3 separate regions of the Homo sapiens genome follow, and all the other regions are linked to region 1. A link is a loop called in an ENCODE intact Hi-C map of the cell type or tissue named here. Cell type or tissue: heart right ventricle. All regions are shown on one strand. Links, peaks and the distances in the headings refer to the core of each region. The heading gives the core; the rest is flanking DNA. Region 1 has its middle 59 kb from the start of FAM174B. Region 2 holds the start of LOC107987227 (a long non-coding RNA gene). Region 3 holds the start of ST8SIA2 (ST8 alpha-N-acetyl-neuraminide alpha-2,8-sialyltransferase 2).

The links. Hi-C counts contacts between places; a loop is a spot of excess contacts. Peaks named below come from ENCODE experiments on the same cell type or tissue, not always from the same donor. Only the 100,000 strongest peaks of a DNase experiment are listed, where the experiment ranks them.
Region 2: it touches region 1 in a loop (4-fold over the local background); 25 of 110 quality-filtered maps call a loop at or near these places.
Region 3: a loop joins it to region 1, with 3 times the contacts of the local background. A loop is called at or near these places in 22 of 110 quality-filtered maps.

What each region holds. Positions count from the first base shown.
Region 1 is chr15:92,709,379-92,720,198 of GRCh38, reverse strand. It overlaps the pseudogene HMGN1P38 and the pseudogene RPL31P6. Among named protein-coding and RNA genes, the nearest start is that of FAM174B, 59 kb to the right of the region's middle. RefSeq lists silencers at 5,185-5,334, 5,445-5,494. In heart right ventricle, for the core only: CTCF peaks have their summits at 5,013 and 5,215 (motif pointing right); a DNase peak (open chromatin) is centred at 5,238; H3K4me3 peaks cover 1,134 bases; H3K27ac peaks cover 1,114 bases.
Region 2 is chr15:92,272,657-92,283,476 of GRCh38, reverse strand. LOC107987227 (a long non-coding RNA gene) reads left to right here and starts at 5,729. Exons shown (of 2, transcript XR_001751663.2): 1 at 5,729-5,850; 2 at 6,261-6,474. It also overlaps the pseudogene DUXAP6. In heart right ventricle, for the core only: a CTCF peak has its summit at 5,538 (motif pointing left); no DNase peak of the experiment used is centred there.
Region 3 is chr15:92,387,737-92,398,556 of GRCh38, reverse strand. It overlaps ST8SIA2 (ST8 alpha-N-acetyl-neuraminide alpha-2,8-sialyltransferase 2), which reads right to left and starts at 4,676. Exons shown (of 6, transcript NM_006011.4): 1 at 4,395-4,676. The coding sequence starts at 4,492. In heart right ventricle, for the core only: a CTCF peak has its summit at 6,733 (motif pointing left); no DNase peak of the experiment used is centred there; H3K4me3 peaks cover 2,072 bases; H3K27me3 peaks cover 4,797 bases.

The sequences.
Region 1 (10,820 bases), core at 1,500-9,499:
GGCCCCACTTTGTAATACTATCACCTTAGGGGTTAGGATTTCAATATGTGAATTTCGGAGGGGACACAAACTTTCAGTCCATAACACCTTGCAGTCAGCTACACTGCCTTCCAATGTATCCCTCACCCTCACTCTACCTTTTTTCTCTCTTATTATTTTTCATTTTAATCACTGTTCTTGTCAAACTGACCTTCTTGCTATTCTTTGCACTTGCATCAAGGCCTTTTCTCTTTCTGTTCTCTGTTCCTGGAACAGGCTTTCCTCACCCTATTTGAAATTGTAAATCGCTTACGATCTGTTTCCATCTTCCCTGATTGACTTTATCTCCATAGTGTTTATAACCAACTTGTTAATTAACTGTCTTTCCTCATAAGGATGTAAGTTCCATGAAGGCAGGGATTTTTTTGTTGTTGCAGTTTTATAACTTTATTTGATGTATTTGATGATCAATGGTTAGTTGTCATCCACGTTGACTATCAGTAGGTATTTGAAAGTGGTAATAGGTATAGGTAACTGAAGTGTAGAGCTTGTTTGGTGAATCTTCATTCTGATTATGTTTTCTGGACAACTGCACATGGATACAGCATAGGACGTTGCTTATTCCTTTAGCTCAGACAGTTTTGTTGAGCCTGGTATCAATGTGCACTTCTGGAGTCCCCATCGCCTTCATGGCAAATTTCCAGAGGCTTTTGAGTGTGCTCAGGAGGATGCTTCTCGAAACCCACTCCCTGGATGTGCTTGGGAATGTTGATGGTGTATTCTTGGGTTCTCACTCCATTGAGGGCCCTTTTCGCTATCTGTCTTTGCAAGAGCCATTCTGCCTGGCCCGAGTTGGGTAGTAGGCAGGGATTTTTGTTTTGTTTTTTTCTGCATCTGTATTCTCAGGGCCTGGAACAGATGAATGTTGAATGAATCAGGGCATCTTTCTCCACAGGGACTCACATTGGCTCAGCTCCTTAGTACTGAAAACGTATGTCCCAGTCATATGGGACAGCTCCCAGCCACATTGTGAAACTGGCATATTTTGTCTTGGGCTATTTTACTTCATTTCTGTAGTCTTTCCTAAAGCTCCTCCCTTGCAGCACTGATCTCCTGGGACCCCATACTGTGGAATTTGCTAAAATGTCAGTGAATTTGGTGTCTGTGGCATTTATTTTTATCAGAAGTAACTTCAGGCGGCCGGGTGTGTTGGCTCATGCCTGTAATTTTAGCACTTTGGGAGGCCGAGGTGGGTGAATGACTTGAGGTCAGGAGTTTGAGACCAGCCTGGTCAACATGGTAAAACCCCATCTCTACTAAAAATTCAAAAATTAGCTGGGCGTGCTGGCGGCTGCCTGTAATCACAGCTACTTGGGAGGCTGAGGCAGGAGAATTGCTTGAACCTGGGAGGAGGAGGTTGCAGTGAGCCAAGATCGCGCCACTGCACTCCAGCCTAGGCGACAGAGCGATACTCCATCTCAGAAAAAAAAAAAAAAGAGAAATAGTGTCAGGAAAACCTGGTATCTTTCAAATTTGTTACTATCACATAGCATATACCAGCGTTCTAGTGTTTCTAGAGTTAATAGGACAGAGATAAGAAAAAAAGAGGATATTGGTTTAATCATCATTTACATAATGCATTTTATGAGCCCACATAAATTATGCATTGTTGACCTTTAAATTAATTTAGGCTTAATGAGATGGTTTCATCATGTTTAAAGACAGCATAATTATTTTCTTATGTTCATTATCATTTTCTAAGCTTACTTATGCTTTGTCCACCCTCAAGTCCCAAGTGTATTGTCTTACTATGAAAAATTGTTAAACCTGTTTTCTGGTGTGAGGTTTGCAGAAGTCTGGTCTCACCAAAGAGATATACTAAATTGTTTAATTTAGCAGGGTACACTAGAGTGACTTTTGTTTTAATTGTGAACTGTATTTCCAAAAGAGTTAAACTTTGTGGTGTTTAATGGGACCACAAATGTCGATTTTTCTTTTCTTTTCTTTTTTTTTTGAGACGGAGTTTTGCTCTTGTTGCCCAGGCTGGAGTGCAATGGCACGATCTCAGCTCACTGCAACCTCCGCCTCCCGGGTGTAAGCAATTCTCCTGCCTTAGCCTCCTGACTAGCTGGGACTACAGGTGCATGCCACCAAACCCAGCTAATTTTTGTATTTTTAGTATAGACAGGGTTTCACCACGTTGCCCAGGCTGGTCTTGAACTCCTGACCTCAGGTGATCCGCCTACCTCAGCCTCCCAAAGTGCTGGGATTATAGGCGTGAGCCCGGCCCACAAATGTACATTTTCAAATGTACTTCACACCAGGAATCTTAAATATCTTGGGCACAAATTGAATAATGAATCTGGGGCACAGCTGAGATATGAGAAAGTAGGATCCACAGGACCTAGGATCTTTAGAAATGAGTGGAGGAATTGAGACAGAGCACAGCCATGATGAGTTGTCTTTGCTCCATGATGTCTGAGCTTCAGCTGGGAAGACTCAGGAGCTGAGGATGACTTGATTTCTTGGGCCTGGAATCATCTGGAAGCATCTTCACTTGCATGTCTGGTGGCTGGTCCTGGGTGATGGCTGGGACCCCTCCTTGTCTGCCAGCTGGAACAAATATAGGTGGCCATTCCATGTGGTTTCTCAGCATAGACTAGCTTGGGCTTCCTCACAGCATGGCAGCTGGGCTCCAAAAGTGAGTGTCCCAAGAGATAGGAAGTAGAAGCTGCTAGCATCTTAAGACCTTGGACATGGTCATAGTGGTAATTTCTGATGTATTCTACTGGTCAAAGACTAACAAAGCCCAGATTCAACACTGACCCACCTCTTGATTAGAAGAATGGTAAAGAATTTTGGGGTTCTGTTCAAAAACCTCCACAGTTCCTTAGGTGATAGTGTAGCTCCATGGTTAGGAGGTCAGGGTGTGAACTCAGACTGCTTGGGTTCACATCTCACTTCCATTTTTACTGGCCATGTGATCTCAAGCAAGTTCATTGTTGTAGAAACGATTGTTGCACACCAATCTCCATTTCTGTTCTCTTCTTCCTGGGAATACCAATAGACTATTTCCCTGCCCCTTACACCTACGTGGGGCCAACAGACTAAGCTGGCAGGCTCTGAGCAGAAGTGCCACATGCCACTTCTGGCTGAGGTGGGTAAGAGCTCTGGATTTTCTTAGTCTCTTCTCCCTCAGCTGTAGCTAGAAGCAGGGCATCCAGCAGCAGACACAGGGGCAGGCAGTGGAGGAGTCACAATATGGAAGGGGCCTGGCTCCCTGAGTGACCCTAGAGTGAGTCCTTTCTCTCATGCTCCTGCCACCAGGATATGGGGGAGGTGTAAACTTTGTGTTGAGCCATGAGGTTTTGGGGGTTGTTTGTTACAGTAGTTAGCCTATGCTGACTAATACATTACCTAACCTCTCTGAACCTGTTTTGTTATCTGTAAAGTGGGGGTATTAGATGTGGCTACATTTAAGTGCCCCACAGGTTAAGTGAAATAATTTGATGCACAGTGCCCAGCACATAGTAAGTACCCAACGAGTGTTAGCTATTGTTAGTAAGTGAATGCGAATGCCCATTAGGAGAGGGTGGCAGGTTTGCTTCAGTAATGGTAGGGCTGTCATTATCATCACCATTGCTGGAATGGCACCTGCTATATACTGAGCACCTGCTTGGGCCAGACTCTGTCCTAGGGATGCTACACTTTTGTTCCTTTTAGTCCTCTGAGGCAGGAATTATTAACCTTGAGGAGGAGCTGAGAGTCCTGGGGCCCAGAACTGCTGCTGAAGCTGTCTCAAGTCACACCGGGCGCTCCGACCTCAGAGCCTGACTCCTTTTACTGCGGCGATGATACCCTTGCATTTTTGGGAAATGTGACTTTAAAAAAAAGTGTCATCCATAGGCCTTCCTTCTTGCTGGGGAAGTGCTGTGTCTTTCTTTTTTTTTTCTTTTTCTTTTTTTTTTTTTTTAAATCGATATTTTACCATATTTTATTTTTTATTATTTTTACACACGGGGTCTCACTCTATCACCCAGGCTGGAATGCAGTGATGTGATCATAGCTCACTGCAGCCTCCCACTCCTGGGTTTGTGTCTTCCTTATTGAGACTTTCTCTACTTCAAGTTGTAAGAATCTGCTTTTATAACTTAATCTTTTGGCTTACAGCTTGGCCCCAAGTGTGGAAGGCTCCAGCTTCCTTCCCCGCCGCAGGATCCTATTACTTCTTTGTTCTGTTTGAACTCTGCAGACTCTAAAGTGAAGTGAGTCGGTGGAAAACCTGGCTGGATCTCAAGAATACAGCCTGCGTCTGAGTCCCATGAATCTCCCCGCAGCTTAAGGCCTCCTGTGAGCAGAGCGGATACTGTAAAGCCCTCTCAAAGACACTAATAACTAGAAGTGGGACTGTAGCTCCAAAGTGGCTTTTTTTTCCCCTTTCCCCCGTGTAACTTGCTGGAAGCACTTCGTATTTCTTTATTTCTTTGTGGAATAAAAAAAATTTGTTTGTAATTCCATGAGAATTAGAAAGGCTTGTCTCAACTTCTGAGTTGGTACTTGACATTCAGATACTAAATTTACTAGAGGAAGCACTTTTGCTAGATTAACCAACGATGGATTTTTCTTCACAATTGCGTGTTAATTTGCTCCCTCTTTGAGATGTCAATTTTTGGTTTTAGCAACACAGCCCACCCCATAGATCAGCAGATCTGTGAGTGTGGATTCAGTTGTTAGCATCACGGGGCAGGGGTCCCTGGACTGCATGTGCCTTTGTATTAATTGACTAGACTTGCAGTTATATTAATTCTACTTGTGGTTGTTTAAATTGTGCCTACTTGCACCTTACTTGTTGAGTCAAGATAACAGGGGTTATATAAACGAGTTTATAATATATTTGGCTTATCCTGCTCCTCGTCTGGCTCTGATAAAATTTTAAACGTTCATTTTTCTTTCTTTCTGTCTCCCAAGTCGTTTCTGAAAGGCAAGACGTTAGACTAAAACCAACTTCTATACTTAAGATTATCCTTGAAATAGTTACGAATATGTTCAGGAAACAAAGCCTTGCTCATTATGTGCTAGAACAATGGGTAAACTTTGCTTTCTTGTAGAGAAGAAAATGTTTTCTTCAATAAGATATCGGAAACTATTTTTGTACTTGAGAAATCATGTTACTAGAGACCTAAAAGATCCGCATTTTGTGGCTGTTTAAGAAAGCTACACAAGATGGCGCCAGAGAGCCGGAGTGGAGAGGGATGCGCGCCCCGCACGAAAAGCTCAGCGCCAAAGGGGCGCCCGGGGCGGGCAGGCGCGTGTACCGGTTCTGCGGCGGGGCGGCTGGGCAGGGGCGCTTTGCCCATCCTCACAGCTTCCGCTCTCTCCGGGCAACCTTTTCACCAGCTTCGCACAGACTTTCCGCCCGGCACCGTCCTTGGGTCCTCGGGGTCTCTGGAGCGGCCTGGAGGAGCCGCTGGAGAAGGAAGGGGGAGAAAGCAGCGGCGGAGGCGGAGGCTTCCTCAGGCCCACTTCGAAGCAGGGCGCCCGGCCGAGCCTCTGAGGAAAGCGCGCGCGGGACGCGGATGGGTCTCGGCCTCCAGGGGCCGCGGGAAGGGAGAGGAGGAGGGCGAGGGGAAGCGGCGCTCGCGCCCGGACTCCGGCCATTCCTCAGCGGTCCACCGCAGCTGGCGTTCTTCTTTGATCCCCGGAGTTCTCAATGAAAGAACGGAGAAAGTGGCTTAAAAAATTGTGGTTGAATACACACAACAGAAAATTTACCATCTTAACCAGTTCGGTGGCATGGAGTGCACTCAGCCGTTGCGTATATGGGCGAGTGTCGCCACTGCCCATCTCCAGAACGCTTCATCAAAGGGGACGAAACATCGCGTCCGTGAAATGATAACTCCCGCTCCCCTCTCCCCGCTCTCCCCGGCCCTGGCAGCCAAGCGTGCTCTTTCTGTCTGGAGGAATCTAACCACTCTCCGCACCCCATAGAAGCGGAATGCCACAGTCCCATTTGTCCTTTTGTGATGGACTGACTTCACTTAGCATCATGGCCTCAAGGCTCATTCCTGCTGTAGCCTGTGCCAGAATTGCCTGCCTTTTAATAAGCCTGAATCATATTCCTGTGTGTGTGTGTGTGTGTGTGTGTGTGTGTATCACCACATTTTGCCACTTTTACGTATAGACCACATATCTTTCTTCCTTTTTTAAAAAAATTATTTTTTATTTCAATAGTTTTTGGGGTACAGGTGGCGTTCGGTTGTGTGGATACATTCTTTTTTTTGGGGGGCAGAGTCTTGCTCTGTCGCCCAGGCTGGAGTACAGTGGCAGGATCTCGGCTCACTGCAATCTTCCCCTCCTGGGTTCAAGCGATCCTCCTGCCTCAGTCTCCCGAGTAGCTGGGACTACAGGCACCTGCCACCACGCCCAGCTAATTTTTGTATTTTTAGTGGAGACGGGGCTTCACCACTTTGGCCAGGCAGGTCTTGAACTCCTGACCTCAGGTGATCCGACTGCCTCTGCCTCCCAAAGTGCTAGGATTACAGGAGTGAGCCACCGTGCCCAGCCATGTGGATACATTCTTCAGCCTTGATTTCTGAGATATTAGTGCACCTGTTACTGAAGCAGTGTATGCTGTACCCAATGTGTAGTCTTTTATACCTCGCCCCCCGACCAGCCTTCCCCTGCAAGTCCCCAGAGTCCATTATATCACTCTTATGCCTTTGCCTACTTATAGCTTACCTCCCACTTATAAGTGAGAACATATGGTATTTGGTTTTCCATTCCTGAGTTACTTCACTTCGAATAATGGCCTCCAGCTCCATCCAAGTTGCCGCAAAAGACATTATTTCATTCCTTTTTATGGCTGAGTAGTGTTCCATGGTGTATATATGCTACATTTTCTTTTTCCACTTACTTAGACCACATTTTAAAAATCCGTTAATCTGTTTAAGGATATTTGGGTTGCTTCCACCTTTTGGCTATTTCAAAAACTATTGAAATTAAAAATAAATAAATAATTAAAAAAATAAACATTTAAAAATTTGAGTCCCTGCTTTTAATTATTTTAGGCATATACTCAGAAGTGGAACTTATGTTTAATTTTTTGAGGAACCGCCATACTTTTTCCCATAGCAGTACACAAGGGTTTTAATTTCTCCACATCCTTGTTGACATTTTTTATTTTCTGATTAAAAAAAAATTAGAGCCATCCTAATGGGTATGAAGTGATTGCGGTGGGGTTTGATGTGCATTTCCTGGAGAAATTGGTATTTATTTATTTATTTATTGTTTAGGCCACATTTTATTTTTATTTTTTTCATAATTGAGATTTTATTGGTTGAGGATCAGTACAGACATTTCAATTTGTACACAAATCTTAACATACGTAACGAAATTCTAAAAAGCCATGTATTGTAATTCTTTTTTAAAGTTATTCCAGTGACTCTCCAGCTTAAAATTTGGAAGCAAATTTTCCTTAAGAGGTTATCAAGTACCAGTATCTTCACATGTTGGTCAGCTGTTACATACGGCCCACCAGTTCACAACTCAATAGCACGTACACTACATGTTCAAATTTGTAATCTTTCACAGCACAGTAAGTTATTAGGAAAACAGGACTACCACAACCAAAGATGTTACAGAGTACACACAATTCTGACAGAGAGCGCCATGATCAAAGAGTGGTTTTCTTTAGGAAACAATTCTACTAAAAAACAACATGGTAATAGAAGTAATTTAGAATGTTCAAGACATTAAATGCAGGACTGACTCCATATTGCCATTTAATATGCTTTGTATTATGGGATATAAAAACTAACCCCCCATCTATGGAATGTTAAGCTGACACCCGAGACAGTCAGAGCCTCCCATAATTCAATATCCCACACTACTTTCTGGTTGTACCAAAAAATAAACAACCAGGAAATGATTTCACCTCTTAAAAAAAAGCATTTACACTTAAAAAATGGGATGAGGTGGGATTCCCTCCTCCTTAAAAATGTTTCTAGAGCTACTAAAAAACTTGCATTTACAAAATAGTTGATAAAAATTTTCCTCTGGATTGTACAAGAAGGGAGACAGGGACCACTGATGAGACATGGTATATGGTTATTAATCAGACTTGGCTTCTTTCTCTCCTGCTTCATCAGAGGCTGGACTCTCCTCAGTTTTCGTTTCCCCGTTTTCTGCAGGTAAATCTTCTTTAGTTTCTTGGTTAGCCACTTCGGCCTGTTTTCCCTTTGCTCCCCTTTTCCCTTTTGTTTGCGCTTTTTTGTCTGAAGATTTATCCTTCGCTGCTGCCTTTTTCGGCTTCGCTTCCACTTTTGCAGGAGGTTTAGCTGACAACCGCGCCGATCTCCTCTTGGACTCTTCCTTGGCGGCGCCTTCGGCGGAGCTGACCTTCCTCTTGGGCATCCTGGCGGCGGGGAAGGCGCGTGCCGGGTGCCTGCGGGCCGCGGCGCGCCGAGAGCCTTCGCGAAACTGGGCTGCCTTGCCGCTGCCGCTCCTCCCGCCGCCCGAGCTGCTGAGCTAGGCCACATTTATTTATTGTTTAGCTCCCTAGTCAGGAGACTCTGCAGCGTGGCCCAGTGGTTACGAGCGTGGTATCTGGTGTGTGACGGGCCTGAGGGAGAATGCCAGTGAGAGGCGACAGCGTGCTGGCAGCTCTTGCAGCCCTTGCTCGCTCTCGGCACCTCCTCTGCCTGGGCTCCCACTTTGGCGGCACTTGAGAAGCCCTTCAGCCCGCCGCTGCACTGTGGGAGCCGCTTTCTGGGCTAGCCAAGGCCGGAGCCGGCTCCCTCAGCTTGCAGGGAGGTGTGGAGGGAGAGGCGCAGGCAGGAACCCGGGCTGCGTTCGGCGCTTGCGGGCCAGCGCGAGTTCCGGGTGGGCGTGGGCTCGGCGGGCTCCGCACTTGGAGCGGCCGGCCGGCCCACAAGCCCCAGGCAGTGAAGGGCTTAGCACCTGGGCCAGCAGCTGCTGTGCTCGACTTCTCGCCGGGCCTTAGCTGCCTCCCCGCGGGGCAGGGCTTGGGACCTGCAGCCCGCCAAGCCTGAGCCTCCCCTCCCTGCGGTGGGCTCCTGTGCCCGGCCCGAGCCTCCCCGACGAGCACCGCCCCCTGCTCCAAGGTGCCCAGTCACATCGACCACCCAAGGGCTGAGGAGTGCGGGTGCACCTGCCTCCCCGGTGTGGGATCCACGGGGTGAAGCCAGCTGGGCTCCTGAGTCTGGTGGGGACTTGGAGAATCTTTATGTCTAGCTAAGGGATTGTAAATACACCAATTGGCCCTCTGTATCTAGCTAAAGGTTTGTAAACACACCAATCAGCACCCTGTGTCTAGCTAAGGGTTTGTGAATGCACCAATCACACTCTGTATCTAGCTGATTTAGTGGGGAGGTGGAGCACTTTTGTGTCTAGCTCAAGGATTGTAAAGGCAGCAATCAGCACCCTGTCAAAACGGACCAATCAGCTCTCTGTAAAATGGACCAATCAGCAGGATGTGGGTGGGGCCAGATAAGAGAATAAAAGCAGGCTGCCCGAGGCCGCAGTGGTTTTGTTTCGGTCTTGACAATAAATCTTGCTGATGCTCACTCATTGGGTCCACATTGCCTTTATGAGCTGTAACACTCACCACGAAGGTGTGTAGCTTCACTCCTGAAGCCAGCGAGACCATGAACCCACCTGGAGGAACGAACAACTCCAGCTGCGGTGCCTTAAGAGCTGTAACACTCACCGCGAAGTCTGCAGCTTCACTCCTGAAGCCAGTGAGACCACGAAGCCGCCAGAAGGAATAAAACTCTGAACACATCCGAACAACAGAAGGAACAAACTCCGGACACGCCGCCTTTAGGAACTGTAACGCTCACCGCGAAGGTCCGCGGCTTCATTCTTGCAGTGAGACCAAGAACCCACCAATTCCGGACACACCAGTGCCCTGGTGGACTCTCGATGATACTAGTGAGTTACAGCTGCCCTAAATCTCAATGTCTTTACCTGTCGGTTGGGGTTCATAGTATATTCCTTCCACCTGGGTGGGTTAGAGGAAGACATGAACTAAGGTATGTATAGCTAGCTCTCAGCACAGTTCCCGGCATACAGTAATAGTCAAAAATGGTATCGGTGTATACAGAAGCTCAATGCAGAAATTAGTGAACCAGGGAGGTGCTTAGGTCCATCTGGCTGCAGAGGGCCTTCTACCTCCCTTTGCCAACATCTTTCTTCCCCACCACAACATTACTGACATCCTGTCCTCATATGAGGCATGTTTAGCAAAGAGGTGCTCACCGTGAGCCCTGCACTCAGTGGTTTCTTGAGTTCCTCTCAGTGCCAGAGTCTGGGACTGTCACTGGAAGCTACTAAGCTGATTCCCAAGAGTAAGAGTCTTAGTTGGAACAGATCAGTGTCACCTAGCATCATCCTAGGCCCTTGGGACCATTCAAGGCTCCTGGCCCACATTCTTTCCTCTGAACACCACCACCTGTGCCAGGGTTCCTGCCCCAGGCTTGGTTAGGAACAGACTGAGCAGGACACCTGAATGATATCCGAAGATTTGATCTGCTCAGGGCAGCTTCTGCTGAGAAGGACTCCCCCCTGGGGCAAGCAGAGGCTGCCGGCTGCAGGCATAGGAGCTGGTGGGTTTGATAAAGAGGCCAAGTGTTGTCATTACTAGACACATGGTAGGATGCTTGGGGGAAATGGGTCGTCTCGGACTTCATTAAATGTGTTCACCCTTTGCAATTTGAACGGAGCAGGAAATATTTTTGAAATAGAGTGCAACAGGTTCACTGAGGAGTCAGAAAGCTTGGGAGGAGAGAGAGCCTGGGGCAGGACATAGGTCCGATTTTCTT
Region 2 (10,820 bases), core at 1,430-9,429, 440 kb after region 1:
GAGAATCGCTTGAACCCGAGAGGCGGAGGCTGCAGTGAGCCGAGTTCGCTCCACTGCACTCCAGCCTGGGCGACAAGAGTGAGACTCCATCTAAAAAATAAAAATAAAATATAAAAAAATAAAGAACTGAGCAGATATTTTTCAGAGTGGTCACACCATTTTACGTTTCTACCAACAACGTACACAGATTTCAGTTGCTCCACACCTTTCCCGCCATTTGATGTTACTCGTTTTAATTTTATCCATGCTAGTGAGTGTTGATTGGTGTCCTATTGTGGTTTAAATTTGCATTTTCAATAGCAAATGCTTTTCAGAACCTTTTTCCATGTTTATTGGCCATGCACGTATCTTCTTATTCACATGTTTTTTTTTTTTCCTCCAGTTATTGATTCGATTGTTTGGCTTTTATTATTGAGTTTGTATTGAGTTGTTTTTAGTAAATATTGTTTTCCTATCTGTAGTCTAGTATATATTTTCTTCATGATGTCTTTTAATCAAAAGTATTTAATTTTGATAGTCTAATTTATAAAAATTTTCCCATTTATGGTCACTGCCTTCCTGTAACCTGTCTAAAGAAACTCTGCCTACCCCCAGCTTGCAAAGATGTTCCGTGATTTCTCCAAGAAGCCCTATAATTTTACCTTTCATAATTAGGTCTCTGATTTATCTTGAATTAGTGTTTGAGTGTGGTATGAGGTAAGGGGTCAAGGTTTGTTGTTTTCCATATGGATTTTAGTTACTCCAACCCTATTAGTTGAAAAGATTTGACACCTTTGTAAAAATCACGTTCTGTAACTATAGGCCTATTTCTGAACTCCAGTCTGTTCTGTTGATCTATTTGTTGATCTTCATACCAGGACGAGTTTGTTGATCATTATAGCATTATAGTAAGTTTTGATTTAGATTGTTTGTCTTCTAACTTTTCTCTTCTTTTTCAAGATTGACTTTGATATTTAAGTCTTTTGAATTACCATATACATTTTATTTTTATTTATTTATTTTGATTATTAATAAGTTTATTTTCATTGTCTCAAGGTCCGCTGAACTCTGGATCCAGGCTGTGTCAATAGGGTAGTGTGGTGCCTCCTGTACCTGTCTCTGCCTCCTACAGTCCTTTTTATTTATTTTATTTCATTTTTTATAATAGAGACAGGGTCTTGCTATGCTGCCCAGGCTGGTTTTGAACTCCTGGGCTCAGGCAGTCTTTCTGCCTCGGTGTCCCAAAGTGCTGGGATTACAAGCATGAGCCACCGCACCTGGCCGTGTCCTTTACCATCTTCAGAGGGCTTAGCTTGCAGTTTCAGCAGAAGGATAGACTCCCAGGAAGACTGTGAGAGAGATTTGGGGCCCAAGTTGATAATATCAAATACACTGAACTTGACTGTGTCCACCACCTTCTGGCTCTATAGAAATGAGAATTGCTAGTGAGGTTGGTGCCATTTTGTGTATCTTCTGTACCTTGATGTCCCTCAGAAATCTTGCCCCTGGTCTTCTTGTTCTAAGGACACAACAGGTTCCCTGTTTCTCTGGAGATGAAATCTAGATCTTCAGTTTTGGAACCAGATTTGGACTCTTAACTCTGGAACACCAATTTCTTCAGCAACTTGTTCTCTGGAATCAATCCCAGGGTATGGGCTTTTCATAGATGCCTTGATGAGAGTGCTTAATTGAGAGGCGCTGTAGGTGGTACAACACCATCTGGCTTCTCTACTTTGAAACTCTGCATCAGGTCGATCTTGCCCATGGCTCTGGCTTGATTCTAAAGTCCCAGGTTCTGGTCTTTTCTGGAATCCAGCTCTTCAATTCTGAAACCAAATCTGGATTCTGGACTCTTCCGTATTGATTTCTAAAGCAAGTTTTTGTTTGGTAGCATAACCTGGGTAAGGTTTTTGATTGAAGGTATTGATGAGGATTTTCAACTGATCTGTGATTTTGGTGAGACTGCGCCTGTGATTTGTTGTCACCATCTTATGTGAAGAGGTGTCTTCAGCCATGCTGGAAGAGAGTCCTGGAGGCTGAGCTACTGTCAGGGAGGCAAGAATTACCATATAAATTTTAGAATCAACTTGTCAGTTTCTATAAAAACCCAGGTAAGATTATGCTTGTGATTAGTTGAATCTATATATCACTTTGGAGAGAACTGCCATATTAAAAATGTTGAGTATTTGATCCATGAAAATGGTATGTTTATTTATTTAGCTATTTTTTATTTCTCTCAGTTATGTTTCGTAATTTTCAATGTAGAGATATTGCATGTATTTACAAATTAAATCCTAAAATTTTTATGTTTTTTGTGGTATTCTCTGTTTAATTGTTTTTATTTAATTCCATTTTCAACTGTTTGTCACTAGTACATAACATACAATTGATTTTTGCATGCATATTTTACATGGTCTGATCTTATTAAATAAATGTATTAGTTTTACTTGTTTTGTAGATTCTCAAGAATTTTCCATGTAAACAATCATGTCATCTTCAAATAAAAACATTATAGTTCTTAAATCTATGGTACACTAATATTTTGTTATTTGTAGCAGTATGTAATCATTTCTAATCATGTGAGTAGCACTAGTGAAATTTTGACAATGAACGAATGCCAAACACAATGGAGTTTGTTACAACATTGTTTATAGTTTCTAAAACTGTTTTCAACCAAATGTTCAACAGTAGAGGATTAGGTCAGTAAATTTACAGTACATAAACTTACGATGAAATATTGTGGAGCCATTCAAAGTCTCATTCTTGTATAGTCTTTAAGGGTATAGGAAAATTCTGATGTGTCATGTGGAAAACAACACTCAAGATACTAAATAATCAGAATACACTAAGTTATTCTGTGTTAAAACAAGAATTTCATAGTCTTGGTGTTTTAACACAGCAAAAGCTTATGATTCATAGGGATCAGCAGTCACTATGGATTCTCAACTGATTGTGCTCTACCATCTTGGGGCTCCAGCGTTTGAGATATGTGGCCCTTTTAGTTAATGCTACAAAGAAAGAGAGACTGGGGAATAACCAGGTTGTTCTAAGACTCCAACAACATTCCTGGCTTGCTGTCCCTGGAAGGAAGTTTATCTTATGAGCTACCACTGCCAACACACAGAGCACCTACATACCTACTATCACAGTAAACCAACGTGTTAATCAAATAATGGCCTGAGTTCCCAGAGTTCACATCATTTAAGTGTGCTGTGCACACTAGCCTGCTGATTCTCCATGTGGAGGAAGGAAGCATATCAGAATTATGTAGATAGATTATGTTTTTTATTAATATCTTTATCTAGACAGCTTTTACTGGAGATTGTTATACTTTTATTGGGAGTGGGGAAATGGGGCACTGGAAGAAAAAAAGGGAAACTGGGTATATGTATTTTGAAAAAACATTTTCCAAGGGACTATGATATGTTACTCCTCAAACCACTGATCTCAACTTTTCTTCATAAAAATGAACAAAAATTAGCAGCTTGAAGAGGTGGATCAAGCAGAGTGCCAGAAAACAGGAATTCAAACACACTGAATTCATATTTGCAGTGAGATTGGGAAAGAGATCATGTTTATAAAACAGGAGCAGACAGCCATGGGAAAGGGCAATGCTGAGAAAAAACAGATCTTGGAAAAACACATAATTTCCAAAAGAAAAAATAGCCTAAATATCACAATGGATACTTCAGAAAAAGTCTTAGAAATCAGACCAACTAATGTTATTCTCTTGGAATGCAAAAGCAAAAGTCAGAGATGAGAATTACAAATGAAAAGATAAATTAATCAAGCGATTAATAGAGATAAAAGATAAAAACAATCAATAGAGCCATAATAATAAAAAGATAAAGATAATCAAGAATAGAGCTAGGACTCAGTCAGCAGAATAGAAGTTCCAGGAGGAGAAACAGAAGAAGATGAAGAAGAGAAAATTAAAGAAATTATCTGAGCTGATATGACTTCAATAGTATCACCATGTGAAACCTCGCCTGTTTTTTTTTTAGTGTAAGTTCAGGCCCAAAAGGTGGAGGGCAGGAAACAATTTTGGAACGTAAGTCACAGCAGCTAACTGGTCAAAAGCCTAAGCTGATCATCCTAGCTCTATTTTTCACCACCTTTTTCCTGTTCCCCTTACCTTCTGCCAGCAACTCTGATGAATGAGTTTCCTTCCTGGTGAAATGATGCCAGCCTTCATTTCCACAGGATCCAAGCTCTGGGTGGTCCTGTCTTTACTGGATTTCTGCAATTTTCCGCCAATACGGTGAACCGTTGTCTACCAGACAGTCTCACTTGCTTCTATTGCACGACAGCAACCCAGTTTCCCCGTAGCCATTGGGATTAATTACCCCAGTCAGTAGAGTGACTCCTCCGCCTGTTAGTTTGGTGGTATGAGAAATAATGTGGTTGGGGTTCAGTGTCAAGCTATAATTTTATTGATATATCGCTGTGATCTCTAGCGGGAGTTTTCTTACCTTAGGCACCAGACACTCCAACCCCATCAAACTCAAGGTCATAACAAGGGAAAGCAATTCTTCAGTGGATTGTTTGGTAAAATAGGGAGAGAGACAACTCCCACATCCACACTTTACCTCCCAGACTCATGCATTCTGGCTATTGTAGTGGCCCTGCATATTGGCTGCTAATTAAAGGCATCTACTACGTCCTGTAGGGTAGCTCCCCAACCTTGCAGAATGTTGTTTCCCCCCAGTTCTTGTAATCAAACCTTTGCCATTTTATTAAGGCAGTTGCTTCTAGGTGATGGGGCACATAGTAAATCTCAAGGCTATACTTTTTTTTTTTTTTTTTTTTTTGAGACAGAGTCTCACTCTGTCGCCCAGGATGGAGTTCAGTGGTGCGATCTGGGCTCACCGCAAGCTCCGCCTCCCGGGTTCATGCCATTCTCCTGCTTCAGCCTCCCAAGTACTGGGACTACAGGCGCCTGCCACCACGCCCAGCTAATTTTTTTTTTTTTTTTTGATTTTTAGTAGAGACAGGGTTTCACGTGTTAGCCAGGATGGTCTCGATCTCCTGACCTCGTGATCCGCCCGCCTCAGCCTCCCAAAGTGCTGGGATTACAGGCGTGAGCCACCGTGCCCAGCCAAGGCTATACTTTTTTGCTATAGAACAACTGCTTTGCTGGAGACTATGTTGTTTGGGGTAACGTGGCAGCTGATAAGGCACCAATCATGATGCATGTGGAAGCACAATAGGCAAGAAAAGTAAGTCTATTAACAGAATAGGCATTTATCATGGTGAGGCCAAATTTGTTGCCCCCTCCATGATGAAAGGAGCAATGGAATCAATGTGTCCTATGTGGCTGCTTGGTATACTCAGGGATTAGGGCCATACTTGCCATTGGCTCATAGGGAACTCAGTGGTGTCAGGAACCAAATAAGCCTCGCTGGGGAAAGTCCAGGCTTCTTGACCCCAGCCATACCTTCAGGGCCACTTGGGATAAGAGCCTGAGCAAGCACTGGGGTGGCTGGGGAAAGAGGCTAACTGGCATCCACACTTAGTCATTACTGAGAGCTGGCACTGGAGTGGATGCCCTCTGGTGGGCATTTTTGTAAGAAATGATTGTCTTCTCTGTGCTCATTCTGAGAGACCCACCCACACATCTCTAGCCCAGGCTTCCCTATCACCAATTTTCCAGTATTGGTCTTTCCAAGTTTCTAGCCAGTCACTTACCTGTTAACCTCTGCCAATGACAATGTTGAGCCTTACTCCTGCTCTTCTCTTCCAGGTGAAATAGGCAGCCATCTGACTGTACTACCCAAAGTCTGCCCAAATGAGGATTTCCCTTCACCACTCTTTGAAGGCCACTCCTAGTGGATTTTACACCCTGAAAACCCCTCCATAAACTGGAGACTGGTGAGCAGGAATTCCCTATGAGGTCATCAGTGTGGGTAGAGGGAGAAGTAGTGAAGCATAAGGAAGAGGCACCTTGACGGGGAGAAAGCTACGTGCTCATGCCATTTACTTGTACCTTCTGTACTTGTTTGAGTCAGTCTCATTTAGATCTTTTCCATGTAACTACAGGTGCTGTGCCCACCTCTATGATCTGGTGACTCAGATGCTACCCAGTTCATGATGGGAAGTTTTCCTTACCGTGTACAATGAGCACACTGTTACTGAGGGAGTGCCCACACATGATGTTCTATGGGATATCAAAATAATCAAGATCCCTGTGCATTATATTATGACAAAGAAGCAGGGGAGTTATCATGGTCTCAAGGGAAAACATGTGGAGACAAATCTCTTCCGGTTATCTTTTTCAACAGAAATCGAAGAAATGGCATTTGCTGTGTTAATAGTTGCATACCTGTAGCCAGTGGCTGTACTGATTTTCTCAGTAAATTACCACATCTGGAACCAAAGCTACAGTTGTCATCCTCACCTGATTAAGTAGGTGATAATGTACAGTTATTCTCCAGACTTATCTGAGTTTTGTACAGGCCCAACAAGCTAAATAAATGGCCACTATGGTAAGACCCAGGACCCCTGTCTTTCTCAGATCTTTGATGATGGCCTTCTACATGCTGGAACTGGACAAATGAATCAGGGTGGGTCCCACCAGACCCACTGAGAAATTAATTCAATTTCTAGGGCTTGACATCGGCTCAGAGATGACTCTTATAGCCCTTGGAAAGTCTGGATATTTCTTTTTCCTTACTGCATAGTCACCCTGGAAATAAATGCAGGGCCCTCTGAGGAAGGCCTGGAGGTAGATGCACACTGTATACATGTGGTCGCACTATAGAGTTCTTCCTCAAAGAATCCAGCCTACTCTGGTTCTGTGTACTGGCCTAGGTCTGGAAAGTGGGCAAGAGGCCATGGAATCCCATTACAGTGATTCCATGTATTAGGATTCATTGTATTAGGATTCTGCTCACCAGAACCAGAAAGTTTCTTTCCACATGAGTCAAGTACACTTGAGTAAGTCTACCCATCGATTTCATTTCTAGGGACCCTACAATTCAATTAGTCATAGATGCTGTGGGTCAAAATACTTCCATTGCCACAAAAGACACCCCTGCTCATTTTAGAAATTGTGTCTATGTTGTTGCTCATGGTTAAGGGCTTCCACTCTGCTCCTGGAGCTACTCCTGGTACCAATTACAATGTTAGTCTAATCTTGTCAAAAAATAGATGGAAATTTCAGAAGGGTGAATGGGGAGAGTCTAACAAAGGAACCCTTTGCAGAGGTGCTGTTGGGTTAAGGGAACCCAATAAGACATGGTGAAGCATCCCAGGCCCAGGAAAAGTAGGGAGCTGCCACCTGCACATCCCCTGACCCCCAAGGCCTGAAAGGCAAGGAGATGGATGGTTTTCAGAAATGGTGGTGTGGGAACATCTAGTAGAATCTGTGGTCTTTGGTAGAGAAATGAAGCTACTGATGAGTTACTAAGGAGGATGCCGGGAAAGCGTATTTGCTGAATTTCTCCCTCTTCCCCCACCCATACCCCTTTAGATTTCCTGAAGGTCCTTCCCATTGGCTGACCGCAACCAATAGCCAGAGGGCAAAAAAGCCACCCTTCTCACACAGAGCGGGTTAGAAAAGGTGGACAGTGTGGATTTGAGGGTTGAACCGAGAAGAACATCCAGGGCAGGTGCTTTATCTGCCCTGGATAAAGCCCTAGATATGATTCAGCACCCATTCAAGAGCAAACTATTAACAAACTGTGGATTTAAAAAATGTCCCTAACTGGGGCCAAATAATCTACCAGAAAACAACAGCAAAACTTATACCTATTGGTGGAACTTTAAAAGAATTTCCATTTAGAAGCATCAATTTGCATAAACTCTTAACAGTGCATATGCCCATGTATGTCTTCCAATAATTTATTCTAAAATAATACTCATTCACAGAATTGATAGTACATTTATGTTCATTGCAGGATTCTTCATGAATGAAAAAAATGCTGGATGTGTTCAATAATTAAAGGTTAATGTAATAAAGTATAGCATAAACATACAATGGAATGCTGTGTTAAAAAAATTCTTTGTTGTTTTTCAGTTTACAATTAGCCTTTCCTGTGCACCTAACTATAGATCAGGCATGATCAGTCACTTTTTTAAAGTTCCATTTAGTCTTCATTATTCTGTTTGGTTTAACAGCAGCCATTTGTTTTTCAGTTTAAACACTTTTACGAAAGAGCTAGCCTTCTTAAGACATCATCATTGAGGCTGTAGGATGTCCAAGATTATTAAGATATAATCTCTTCCCACAAGGAACTCCCAGCTGAAGAGGACAAATAAGATGCCTGTATAACACACAATGTAAGAACTGTTATAGAAAATGATAAAGGAGAGGACTCCGGAAACATGCAATGGAGAGGGCTTTCTTTTGTCTGAGGTTGTAAGGAAGGCTTCCTGGAGGAGGAGGTACCTGTTCCGTGTCTCCACAATTAGGTATGATTTGACAGGTATACACAAGCAAAGGGCACCCAGATGGGGGAGCAGAATGTGTTGGAGAATAGGAAGTGGTGTGGCTTGGCAATGTTGTTCTTCATTATAATTGTGGATTAACAGAATTTTATTGAATAGCCTGGGACCTTCACCATCATTGTTTCTATGAAAAAGAAATGTTCTAATCTTTTAGACAATGCACTTTGAAGTGAAAACGTCTTTAGCAGTGAAGGCCTTTTTATATCATCTTTGAGTCTTTTGTGAGCACAGTTTAATCTGCCAATGATAATAATGCTGACTTTCTTTAACGCGCCACTTGCTGTTGGATTTCATGAGGTAATTTTTAAAGCAGGTGCCTCCTTATTGCTTATGTTGAAGATTTGGTCACGGAATATTTTGTTTTGTTTTTGTTTTTGTTTTTTTTGAGACGGAGTCTTGCTCTGTCGCCCAGGCTGGAGTGCGGTGGTGCAATCTCGGCTCACTGCAAGCTCTGCCTCCCGGGTTCACACCATTCTCCTGCCTCAGCTTCCCAAGTAGCTGGGACTACAGGTGCCAGCCACCACGCCTGGCTAATTTTCTGTATTTTTAGTAGAGATGGGGTTTCACCGTGTTAGCCAGGAATGTATGTTTCTCCCTGGGATCATCCCTTTGGGGCCAATAGTTTTTTATCAGCAGCATGTCATTTTATTTGAGGTTTCTTATAGCTGTTTAACAAGGCATTCAGTTGGAAATATATCTTGTAATTTTAATTGTCGATCACCACCCCTGGTAGGAGGGCCTTCCTCTTACCATATGGAATACAGATGTGAAGAGGATTGAAAGAGGGCAAATATAATGACCATCAATCAGGAATGTTCCAGGCTAAGGAAGAAGAGGAAATACCTGAGTGTTATCTAAATGGATGAATATGACAGCTGTTGGCCACAGGCTAGTTAGGATGTAAGAACAGTAAAAATTGAGATGTGGAAACATGCTGGAATAAAAAGTCCTTTGGCAAGATTAATACATGGAACGTGGCTTGTTCAAGGGAGGCACATATTTAGGTACTCTGCTGTCTTCTTGTAAAAGGCTGCTTGACGGGCATGAAGAAGTTCTTGAAGCAAAGCAGGTGCTACTTTTGCACAGCTGTGACCCCGAGTCTGCCAAGCAGCGGTCAGGGATGCAGCTGCTTCTTGTAATTAATCATCCCAGGCGGGCTCTGCTGCAGGTCTGCTTGCAGTTCTGTGTCCTGGGTCTTGATTGTGTCTTTTGACCACATTGCCTGGGACAGGTTGACCCTAGAGAGTGCGACAGCAGTTTTCTGGAATGTGATAAAGGGAAAAGGGGCCAGGCAGGCAGTTATCAGAGCTGGGAATAGTGCAACTGCTCCTTCAATGCAGTTGGTAGGAAGAAGCCTGGGTTGGTGCTCCATCATTATGCAGCAAACATGTGCAGAGCCGGTGGTCACAAGCATTTATCTTCAGCCATGTACATCCACTACATCCAGTCCTGCCACAGTGTCCTTGGGGTGCTCCAGCCAGAGCAGGATGGATTCCTGGAGTAAGCGTGAAGGCTGGCCCTGTAGACCTGCCGCCATCTAATCCCAATGGGACTTGCCAACCTGCCTTCCCCTGGTTCTGACATCTGGCATATCTCATGTGCTATAACAACTGAACTGCTTGCTCTTCCCCATGTTTCCTTCATGTCTGCCTTGACTCATTCTATTCCCTTTGCCCTGGAAGCTATTCCAGTGATACTATGCCCTAGAATCCAAATCCTACCTCTCCCTCCTCAAATGTCCCCTCCTCCACAAAGCCTTCCATACCTTTCCCAGCTGGGAGAGAGAGGATGCCTCTTCAAGTCATCCCATCTCTTGGCTCTTTATGTGCATGGATGTCAAATAATAATATCCTTTGTGTGGACTTGGCTCACCATAAGACCGATAGCTTCCCAAGGGCAAACTACTCACCTGGTTCACAATCCCTTGTACAATGCCTGAGAAAGTGTAGGTCCTAAATGTGTGTTTAGGGTGCAATGATCTGTTTTTTCCCCTAAAATGTTTCCAACCTGTTATCCTCTTTAGGGCCCGTTTTGTGTCTTGCAACTGATTGTCACAGCTGACTTGTTAATTTGGCTAAGTTTTTGTGAACTTTAGAGCTCAGCTAGCCGTGAAGGGCAGGAAAGAAAGCATGCATTTACTGAGCACCTACTTTGTGCCAGATCCTAATATGATATCATTGTCATACCCACTCTCCAAGAAAGATCTAAGCAACCCTTCAACTTTTATACATTCAAATTCCATACAACCTGTCCTTTGGTATGTTGACACCCTTAGCTGCCTCTTCTGTGTCCAGTTTATATGTTACCCAGTGAACAGAAATTTGTGCTTATCATGTGAGATCATTGCCACCAGCCAAAAGACCCTAAGCAGAGACCAGGTAGATATCAGGCTC
Region 3 (10,820 bases), core at 1,760-9,759, 320 kb after region 1:
ACTGGATTGCCATGAGGCTGGAATGTGTTAACATCTATAAAGCACTTGGAGTAGCTCTTAGCTCTTAGGAAGCACTCAGTAAATGCTAACCGTGATCATCATCTTCACCGTTGTCATAATTGCTATTGTTATCTTTACTAGTCACTCAACTTCTCTTTAACAAGATTTCTGTAATTCCTTTATGGGTAGAGGAACTAATATGAGGATTAGGACATTGGGTTACAAAAGAGGAGACCTGTGCAAGCCTGCTCTGCCCTTAACCAGCCAGGCTGTGATCTCAGATTAGTGATGTTATTTCTCAGTGTCAAATTCACCCTAGCTGATAAAAAGGAAAGGTTTCTACAGGGAGAGCCCTATGCTCTCTTCTTGTCCCAAGGCTCAGTGAGTTTCTTTCTTTCTTTTTCTTTTCTTTTTTCTTTTTTTGAGATGGAGTCTCGCTCTGTCGCCCAGGCTGGAGTGCAATGGCGTGATCTTGGCTCACTGCAACCTCTTCCTCCCAGGTTTCAAGCCATTCTCCTGCCTCAGCCTCCCGAGTAGCTGGTATTACAGGCACCCGCCACCATGCCTGGCTAATTTTTGTACTTTTAGTAGAGATGGAGTTTCACCATGTTGGCCAGTCTGGTCTCGAACTCCTGACCTCAGGTGATCTACCTGCCTCGGCCTCCCAAAGTGTTGGGATTACAGGCGTGAGCCACCGTTCCCGGCCAGCTCTGAGTTTCAACTTTGCCCAAGGATGCTGTGTGTGCCCATCACTGTGCCAGACTCAGGAAAATATTTATCCAACAGATGTTTATTGAATGCCTTGTGTGCCCAGTTCCATGGACACCATGATGGGCAAGACAGCTACGCCTCACAATCCCCTAGTGGAAGTTACACTCAAGATTAAAGGCCAAGAAACAATCAGAAGATTTTAGCTTACAACTTGGTCGAATTGGATCTAAAACTTGGGAGTGTGCATGAATTGATCAGGGCCTATTTTACCAAAGCCCCACCCAATTTCTGACTTAGAATTTGAATTCACTCCTTGGCTACCAGGCAGGACTCTCTAGGTGCTTTGCAGAGAACTTATCTTTCTACATTTTGTTTTCTTAGTCAGCTCCAGCTCAATGAGAGCAAGAGAGTCAGAAATGGAACTTTGGAAAATAATCACTAAGGAAAAGAGATGTGTGTCTCAGAAAACTCCCCTCAAAGAAAGCCCTGCCCCTCAATTCATGATGTATAACTTTTCAGGCAGGACAGGACCTCTGAGACCACCACATTAAAAGCCTCATTTTATAAAAAAAAGAGAATCAAAAGCTTCAGAAAAGTAAATCTCAGTTTTATCCCTCCAGATAATACACATGTAATTCACTTTCTTCTTTCACTTTTTAAAATTCCTTAATCCTTGAAAAAGTTACCCCCAAAAGAGGTTCCTTCTATCTTTCCTTCCTTCCAACAGATCACAGGGTCCCACTGTTCATTACTTTCCAGAAACAGCCATCCTTTTACAGAGCCATCGCTTTCTCCCAGGGGCCGACACGCGCAGATCATCTGTAATCCTCCCTAGCACAGGTCCGGAGTGAGTTGGGGATGGAGGGGCAGGGCTGGTGCAAAAGCCTCTTGTGCCTGAGTATGATTCGAGGTCTCCAGGAAGGCATATGGTGAGGAAGGCGGAGCCCTCTTGACGCCCCTCACTGGCCACTGTGCCAAGGCTCTTATTGGGCACTGAGCCCAGCTGCCCAAAGTTGGGGTAATTCCAAGAATGAATTTAGTGTTAAAACCTCACTTGTGCCGGGAGGGGTGGCTCACGCCTGTAATCCCAGCACTTTGGGAGGCTGAGGTGGGCAGATCCCCTGAGGTGATTGAGACCAGCCTGGCCAACATGGTGAAACCCCGTCTCTAATAAAAATACAAAAATTAGCCTGGTGTGGTGGCAGGTGCCTGTAATCCCAGCTACTCGGGAGGCTGAAACAGGAGAATTGCTTGAACCCGGGAGGCGGAGGTTGCAGTGAGCCGAGATTGTGCCACTGCACTCCATCCTGGGCGACAGAATGAGACTCCGTCTCAAAAAAAAGAAAAAGAAAAAAAGAAAAGACAAAAAAAAAAACAAAAACAAACAAACAAAAAGAAACCCCTCACTTGTAAGCAGACAGAAGGTGCTGTTGGGATTCCCATGCTCTGCCCATGTGTTTACTCCTCCAGCCATGGTGAATCCCAAAATATGCCTCCATTCCTCTGGATTAAACATGTGTGGGGCTGACCGTGGGTGGGGCAAGAGTGCCCATCCCAGTCGAAAGGCATATGCAGTGTTGACCTAAGGCAGCTACATCAGCCTGGGAGAGAGGGTGTCTTAGGCCTGGTCAGGACTGGTCAAGCCAGTGGTCAGCCTGGGACGAGAGGCAAGAGAGGGAAGGAAGATGCCACAGGAGGTGACACATCGTACTTGTTTGACCGTTTTTTCCTAGGATTGGCCCAGCAGAGACAGGATAAAAAGAAGCAGGGAGCACTCAAGTGAGACAAGTCCCCGGGGTGCGTACATATATGGGAACAACCTGATGTGGGGAGCGTAGGCTTCACCGTGCATTTGGCAAGAAAGTGCAACATTATGTGCAAAGTGATCTCCTGATTGCATTTTAAAAATTAAAAGTTCCCAGCATGTGGAAGGTATTTGGTAAGAATTCAGTGAATGGCTGACCTAGGGGTGCCTGGATAAGCACAGCACTTATGTTTTTATAACAGGACAATGGGCAGCGCCGGGCCTTCCCTCTCACATGGGCAAAGGTCAGCAAGTGATCTGAGCCGGGCAGTGCCCACATCCGGAATCAGAAGCCGGAGAGCCTAGAGGAAGGCCCTCCTCACCGCATCTTCCATTACCCCAAGACGTGACTTGCCCGATTTCCTTTCCAATCCACGTTTCTGAGGCGAGCAGCTATGAAAAGTAGCATGTTTATCTCTGCGTGGGAATTGGTGGCACGTTGTGTATTAACTGCGCAGCATTTGTGAAAGTTTTCAGAGCTCTTGGGGAAACCGAGAATGAGAGGAGAAAGAGGCAGGGAGAGGGGTTCTGGAAGCCCAGCGGAGTTCACAGAAGGAATTCCAGGGAGATGGGCAGGGGCAGGGAGAAAATGAGAGCAGGAAGCGGCACTTGTCACAAGTTTTTGTCCTTGGGGCCTCGGCATCCCGCCTGGGCCCAGGACTGGCATCTCCCATTTGAGGGACTGACAGTGTGGCGGACCCTCAACTAGCACAGATAACAAATGAAGTAACAAATGGGACAAAGGAGGGGCGCACGCGGCGCGGGACTCGAGAAGAGCGCCTGGCAGAGCACAAATCCCACAGAAGAAGAGACCTTCTGCCCTCTTTGAGACCTCACCTTCCCCTTGCCCAGGGCCAGGAAGCTCTCCTCGGGCCTCCTCAGAACCCCGGCTGCCTCCCCACCTGTCGTCTACCGCCCTTTGGAGGTTCCGGAGAGGGGCCCGGCCCGGCGAGCCGAAGGCTGCGGGGCGGGGCGCGAGTCTCAGCCCCTGGGACACACAGCCGGTGCGTCCCGCGCCTCAAGTGCGCACTCCAGGAAGTCCGGAGCCGGGAGGATCCGGGCTCGCGGTCCCACCCTACCTCTGGCGAGGTCGGGAGAAAAAAAGCGCCAGATCGCCCGCCTGAGGGCCCAGAAGCCCACCGGGCGGCGGTACAGACTTTCCCGAAATGTCTCCGTCTCCGCGCTGCGAGCGCACAGGAACCCAGGGTCGCCGGGGTTGCCGTGGCTTGGCTGAACGTCCAAAGCCAGGCGAGGGCGGGGGGTCTCAGTCCAGCTATGCGAGCCCTTCTCTAGTGGTGCCAGCTCCTACGCCGGGCTCCCGGGCCGGCGGGAGGCGCGTGTGCCTGTCTGTGTGTGCAGGGGACATTCCGCTTCCCAGTAGCCCATGCAGAACCCCGCCCTCCGCTCCGGCCCCAGGAACCCCTCCCCCAGCTCAGAGATCCCTGCGCGCCCCCTGCCCACTTTGCCAAGGCGAGAAAGCGGCCGTGCTGGAGACAAAGAAACTCCTGCCTCCCTCCACTCTCGGCCCCTCCGCCCGCCCGAGACACTCCCCGGCGCCCTCCCTCGACCCCGGCGACACTGCGCTTGGACACGCCAGGCAGGGGGGCAGGGTGGGCGAGTCCGCTTCCCGACGCGGGCCAGCTGGGGGCTTCCCGTGAACCCCGCCCGGGGACACCCCACAGCAGCCGCGCCCCCACCCTCCTCTCCCCAAACCGTCCCGGGCCCCTGTCGCCGCCACCTTCTGCCAAACCGTCCCCATCTCTCCAGCGGAGCTACAGCGGGGCGCGGCGCACACAAAGGGGGTCGGAGGGTGGAGAGTACAGAAGGAGGGAGAGATCCCGCCAGGGCTCGTGGCACGGGCCTGGGAGCAGCTATTTACCCGATTTCTTCTTCGATCTCTGAGATGTCTGCGAAGATGAGGAAGACCACGAGCAGCGTGAGCGCGGCCAGCATCCAGCTCCGGAACTGCAGCTGCATGGTGGGTTCGCGCCCGCCGGGACCCACGCGGGCCGGCGCGAGGAGCAGGGGCCGGAGGGCGCAGCGGCGGACGCCGGAGCCTCCGCGCGCCGCGCGCAGCTGGGCAGACACCCTGCGCTCCGGACGAGTCCGGGCCGGCGGCGGCAGCGGCAGCGGCAGCGGCAGCGACAGGCAGGGGTTGCTCAGGCGCGGCGAGCCCGCTCGCTCCCTCCCGGCTCCCGCCTGCCCCTCCCTCCCTCCTCTCCCTTCCCCCGCCCCGCGCCCGGCTCCGCGCGCAGTTTGACAGCTTTGCTCCGCGCCTCTGCTCGCCTCCTCCCACCAACTCCAGCGTCCAGGCGCTAGCCTTTGCTTCTCCCGCCTGGCTTTATTCAGCTCCCGAGGGCGCGGGGATGCAGCCGGACGCCACTCCTGGCCTAGAGAGACTGGGCTCTGGCCACCGCGAGCGACCGGGTACGGAGCTGAGCCCAGGGAAGTGCGCGCACCGCCCGGCGCACCCCTCAGGCTGGCAAACGCCCTCCCTCGCCCGCTCTTTGTCCAGCTCCCTCGCCTCCTCGCAAAGTTTTCTCGACACAAAGACCAACACCTGGGGACAGCCCCCAGCGCGCGGCGAGAAGGCGGTTTCAGCCAGGCAGATGTTTCAGCAGTTGATGAATTAGGAGGGGAGGTGGGGGAAGGGGAGGAGAGAAGAAATATCCAAGACAGGCCAACTTCAGTGAAGATGCTGACTACAGTTTGTGGGCGAGGCTCTCAGCCCTCGAGAAACCACTCCCTCCAGGTGCTGATCTTTATCTCCATTTATAGACCCGATACTGGGTCGGGAGAGCTCTCCGAGCTGCCCCCAGATCACGCAGTCCTGGCTGGAACCCTCGGCTAGAACCCCAATGGGAGACTCAGCGCCCGCCTTCCCTCCGCCCTCGCGGTGCTGACGCCGGGTGGCCTTCATCTCCCCAGTTCTTGGACTCTCAATGACCCTAAGATCAATAACCGCGGGAGGCCTGTCTTGATCAAAATGCCTTCTAGAAAAATATGGCTCCCACAAGGGGTAATGCCCCCCACCCTTCCGAATATTGTACACTTTCACAGCCTTAGACAGTTTAAGTCAAATTACATTTCACACCAACCATTGGCCAGGGGTGGGAAGGGCCCCATTAAGTTTTACTGGAATTAGATAATTACCTTTTATTTTCTTTGCACGAATTGGAACAATTCCTGAAATTAAGAAATGTAACTTTCCAGAAATGATCATCTGGTTTATGAAAGGGTCCTTTGGGTTTGAGTGTGGGGAGGAGGAGTCCTGTTGGAGAAGCTACATGGAATGTCCTAAGTGCTGGAAACCACACCCCAGTGAATGGGAGGGGCGTGTCGGCCTTATCCCCTGGACCACTCAGAGGAGTTTGGCGAGGGGCTGGCAGCAGCCAAGTCCCTTCATGGCGCCCCCGGGGATGTAAGAGGGCCTTCTGATTTTCTACCAAAGTACTGCTTGTGCCCAGAGCCCTTCTGCCCCTTCGTGTGTAAGGAGGGGCAGGAGGGAGGCTTCCAAGCCGGGGGCTGCTGCCCTTGTTGACCCTGGGAGCCAGGGCAGGCTCTCCCCTGCAGGAAGAGGTCCCATCACCCAGCCTGGAGAATGGATTAGGGAAGCAGCACAGCGTCAAGGGAGAGCTCTGCCTCACCTCCTTTGAGGAGTGCCAGGAGCAGATGTCTTTTCCCCAGAGGAAGCGTGTACTAATTCCCACCTCAGCGCTTCATTTCCTTCCCATTCCTTGGCGAAGTCAGCGCACCCTGCTCCTTTTACAGTAAGCACTTCGAAAATACCATGTATTTTTCTTGGGGTGAGGTTTTTCTGATGTGGAGAACAATGTTGGACGTCACTCTCCCTGTCTGTTAGAGGCAGGGATGAGACGTCAAAGGAGAGTTTCCCATCAGTGTGGCTGGCACGGGGTCTAACCATCCTTATTTCAAGTTTTCAAAATGCCAAAATCTTTCCCTTTGTCTTGCTTGAAGGGTGGTTTAGGAGGTGTGGAGTGGTTTTTGTCATCATTTTGCCTTGTTTTTCTGAAGGGAATGGTTGGGATACCTGAATAGGGAGAGGAAAGTACAGGATGCGCCTGGTATGCTGCTCTGTATTTGAATCGCTCCTCCACTCACTCCAACGTGCAGCAATATTTAACCTACCTTGTACCAGGCTCTGTGCTAGGAGCTAGAGACACCAAGTGGAGAGAGACACCTCGGGTTTCCTGCCCTCTAGTGGCTCACTGTTCACAAGGGAGACAGACATTCAGGTGTCTAATTATGATAGGGGATTTGAGCTGCAGTAGACCTAAGGTCTCCTGGCTCACTTATAATTGATTAATAAGATCCCCCAAAAGAGCAAGAAGAAACTGACCTTTCTCTCCTCTGTTCTCTGCTTCTCTGCTTCTCTACCTACTGCACTCTTACCATGCAGAACATCATGGAAGTGTTGCCGTGGTACTAAATTCACCAGGTCGGGTCAACCTCATTGCTGCAAGCACAATTACAACAGAGTCTATTTCCATTTCCTGTTAGGTGACCCACGATTACAGCAGAATCTATTTCCGTTTCCTGTTAGGTGGCCCATGTTCTCATCCCAGGCTCAGTCTTCCTTCTTTGCACCCACCAGACCAGAGTCATATGAGTGGACAGGAAACAGTGGAAGCTTTTGTTGAATGGTTCGATTCCATATAGAGAGATCCCTGTAATCAGACCCACAGAGCAATATCTCTCAAGTATACCTGCTCGGAAGTAGAGCTAGCTTCCTCACATAGACGCTGTCCTTGCGATGAGAGTCACTGAAGTGGGATTTTTCTTGGAGGGTGATGGGGGACCCTTGTGATCGTTGACTATAGAATACCTGCTATCTGTGATCACTTAGGTTTGGGTCTCGTTGGGCCAGCTCCTTTAACAAGTGATTGTGTACATACACCACCCGTTGCTGCCTCTGCAAAAATGAGTTTGTTCCTGGAATCTGGAAAGAGGAAGACTGATGAGATTGGTGGAGAATGTCAGACTGGTGATGTGAACTGCCACATGGGCATGTGCTTGGCTTGGCCACCCTGACCCCTCCCCTCCTGCTTACCCCTCTGTTTAAGCAAGTCTCTTTTCCTGCCTTGGATTTTCCAAGAAGCCCGAAGGTCCTACAGCCATCACTTCTGTAGACTAAGTCATTGAATGTTTGGGTTAAAATGAGGAAGTGGTGGCAAATTAAAGGCCATTACCACCCATTAACATTTTAACTCAAATTAATTGAGTATATAAGCTATTCAGGCAACTGGTAAGGCCCTGGGCAGTTTGTAGTAATGAGGGACAGAGGGCCAAGAGGCTTTTCAGAAGCTCAAAGGAGCCCAACAGGGTCACACATGGACACCCCTTCCTTGTGTCTGACACTGGCTGAGGGCATGTTTGTCCTTCTAGCTGCAACCTGGAGAATGGGGAACCACCCAAAGCCTGAATTCGTGGAAACTCTAAAACTGTATCTACCATTTACACATAGGGCTAAACTCCCCCTCTCCACCCCAGCTATGCAGAATCTTCACCTGAGCGACTTCTTGGGAGTAGTAAGGTCTGTATTGATAATAACTTGTCCAAGTGACTGGCTGGAAATGGGGGCAAGTCGGACGGGGGAGGGAGCAAGGGGGAATGGAGCTAACATTTGGGAGTGCACACAAGTTCAAGGCGCTGGCCTGGGCTATTTCTCTGATTTAATCCTGGCAATCCTTTCATATAGATATCATTATCTCCCTTTTACATTTGAGGAAACTGAGGCTCAAAGAAGCTGATTTCCTACCCTGACCCAGCAACATGTGGGACTGTGGGATGGCCAATATCCTCTTCCGCACGTGGGGCAATTCTAAATAGATTTGTAAACAGGCATCTTCTTTAATTCTGACTATGTGCCCTTAGTTCTGGCATGTGAGGATTCTGGGAACAAATCTATCTTCACTCACTGCACACCCTTCATCATTTGTGAGACTATAGTAATAAATCTCTGTTTTCATCTTTCCACATGGAAAAAACGAGTTATTTCAATCAATTCAGACTTAAAAAAACCTTAAGAATAAATAATAACAATCGCATTCAAAATTCTGACCTAACACCTTTGAACTCGCTCCAAGAGCAATTTAGAATGTGAAATAACTACAAAGTGGTAATGGTCTTGCTTTTTCATCATCTCTGAAGGGGGAACTGTATGTGTGTTGGGACTGGGTAGGATGGGAGGGTGATGTCAACAGGTAGAGTATCATAGTCGGGATACATTCATTGGCTATTGTGTTTCTGCACTGCTAATAAATGAGAGAATTTGCCTTATCTTGAGAAATTTACATTAAATTTGAGTATTCTCACAAATGCAACGTTTTCCGCTTTAAAATCAGACTCAGAGTGGTAAGAATATGGAAAAGTTAACGGGCACATTTGCATTCCTTTTGTAACTTTTTTTAAATAGCAAAATTATAGTTTAGCCAAGGAAAGAAAAGAAATGTACTCAGGCGATTGCTGTAAATATTTCCGAGACTATCAGCAAGAGATCTTGGGAGGGGTGTGAGAATGAGCTCCACAGCGAGCTGGAAGTGGTAGTGGGCAGGGGGATGGTTCAATGTTTTTTTGTTTGTTTGTTTGTTTGTTTTGCTGGGAGTTTAACAAACTCTTCAGCTGGCATTCAAGGCAGTATTGAACCAAAGCATGAAGTCAGGTACCAGACAACAGAGAAGAACTAAAAGGAATGTCCGCTCACGATTCTCACCAGGGCTTCGAGGAATGATCACTGTGATCTCAGTCAGACTTCCTGGCTTGCCCAACTTCTTGGCTTGCCCACCTTTGCCCAGAGTCCAGCATGGCCCCTTCCTTGTAGGCATCTGAGGAAACTGGCCCGTGTTGACCATCCCTGGCTCTCAGTCTTGTGCCACTTCTCTTAACCTTAGTTTGGATCATGGACCTCCACATTCTCAGAGCTGGAAGGGTTGGTGGAGATGGTGCTTTCCCACTCATTCATTTACTTGACAAGCATTGCTTCATTGCCTCTTACATGTCTGGAATTATGCTGGAGGGCTGGGATGTAGCAGCAAATGGGGTAAACGCAGCTGCTCCCCTGGTGGAGCTTGGAGTCCAATGGGATTTTCTAGATGAAAAACGCTGTGATGAGAGACCAAGAGACTTGCCCACAGTCCCACCACTTGTTTCAGAGCTGAGAACAGATTCTAGCTCTCCTGCCTCCTAGCTGAGTTCAGTTCTAGTTCTCCTTCATACATAATATTTTATTTCATGTTTGTGATACTTCAGTGAGATTGGAAACTCCGAAGGGATAGGGACTTTTATTCCTCTCTGGCCCCACATTATCTAGGAGGAAAGAACCCCAGTCAATACCTGTTCCCATCATGGTCAATTTCAAACCATCATCGTCACGTTGCTGAAGGCAGAGTTAGGAAAAGATGTGAACCGCCCAGCATGACACAGTATTCCCACCATATTCATACAAGAAACAAGATAACTTCAAGAACATAGATCATGGTCAAGGGTGGAAAATGAAATTAGGAAGTGATGAGTTCTGAGTATTTATTGCCTTTGTTTTTGATATAATTTATTGAACTTCAAGTTGATATATTTCCATTTTTAATAATGACTGTATTGAAGAGCCAGCATGAGCCACCTCCAGCACAAAACTAGGGACCAGTGGCAACAGGAGGTCGCCAAAGTCACAATGCCTTTGTGAGCATGCCAGGTGAAATACTGTTTCTAAAGTAAACTCGAAGCGGCATAGTCCCCAAAGACATGGCAGCGTTTGCCAGGATGTCGACCCGCTGGGATGTTGGCACCAAACACTGGACAGAGGAAGGAGACTCTTGGTGCCAAGTCAGTTTCTTGTAAAATGTCCCTTTGGGAATCCTCTTCCACTTCTCCCCTGCCTCAAATGCCATCTGTGTGGTTATACATCCTCTCTTCCCAGTCCTCAGATCAGATTTGTCAGAGCAGACTAGGGAAAACTGGGAGCGGGGGGGTGATCAAGAGACCAATTTGGCTGCATGAGTATACTAGTTTGGATTGGATTTGGCTACAAGGGACAATAAACCCAAAATGCTAGTGACTTATTCGAAACAGAAGTTTATTTCTTCTTCATGTGCCAGTCGTCCAGCAGGCAGCCAGCACTGGTTTTGCTGTGGTTAGTCTGCGAAGTCCTTAGGGATTCTGATCCTTCCAGCTTCCTTTCCACCATCTCCAAGGTGAGACTCTTTCCTCTTCTTCCATCAAATCCAGGTTCCAAGCAATAGAATAGAAGCAGAGATAATAAGGAAGAAAGAGGAAAGTTCCTGACACCTCC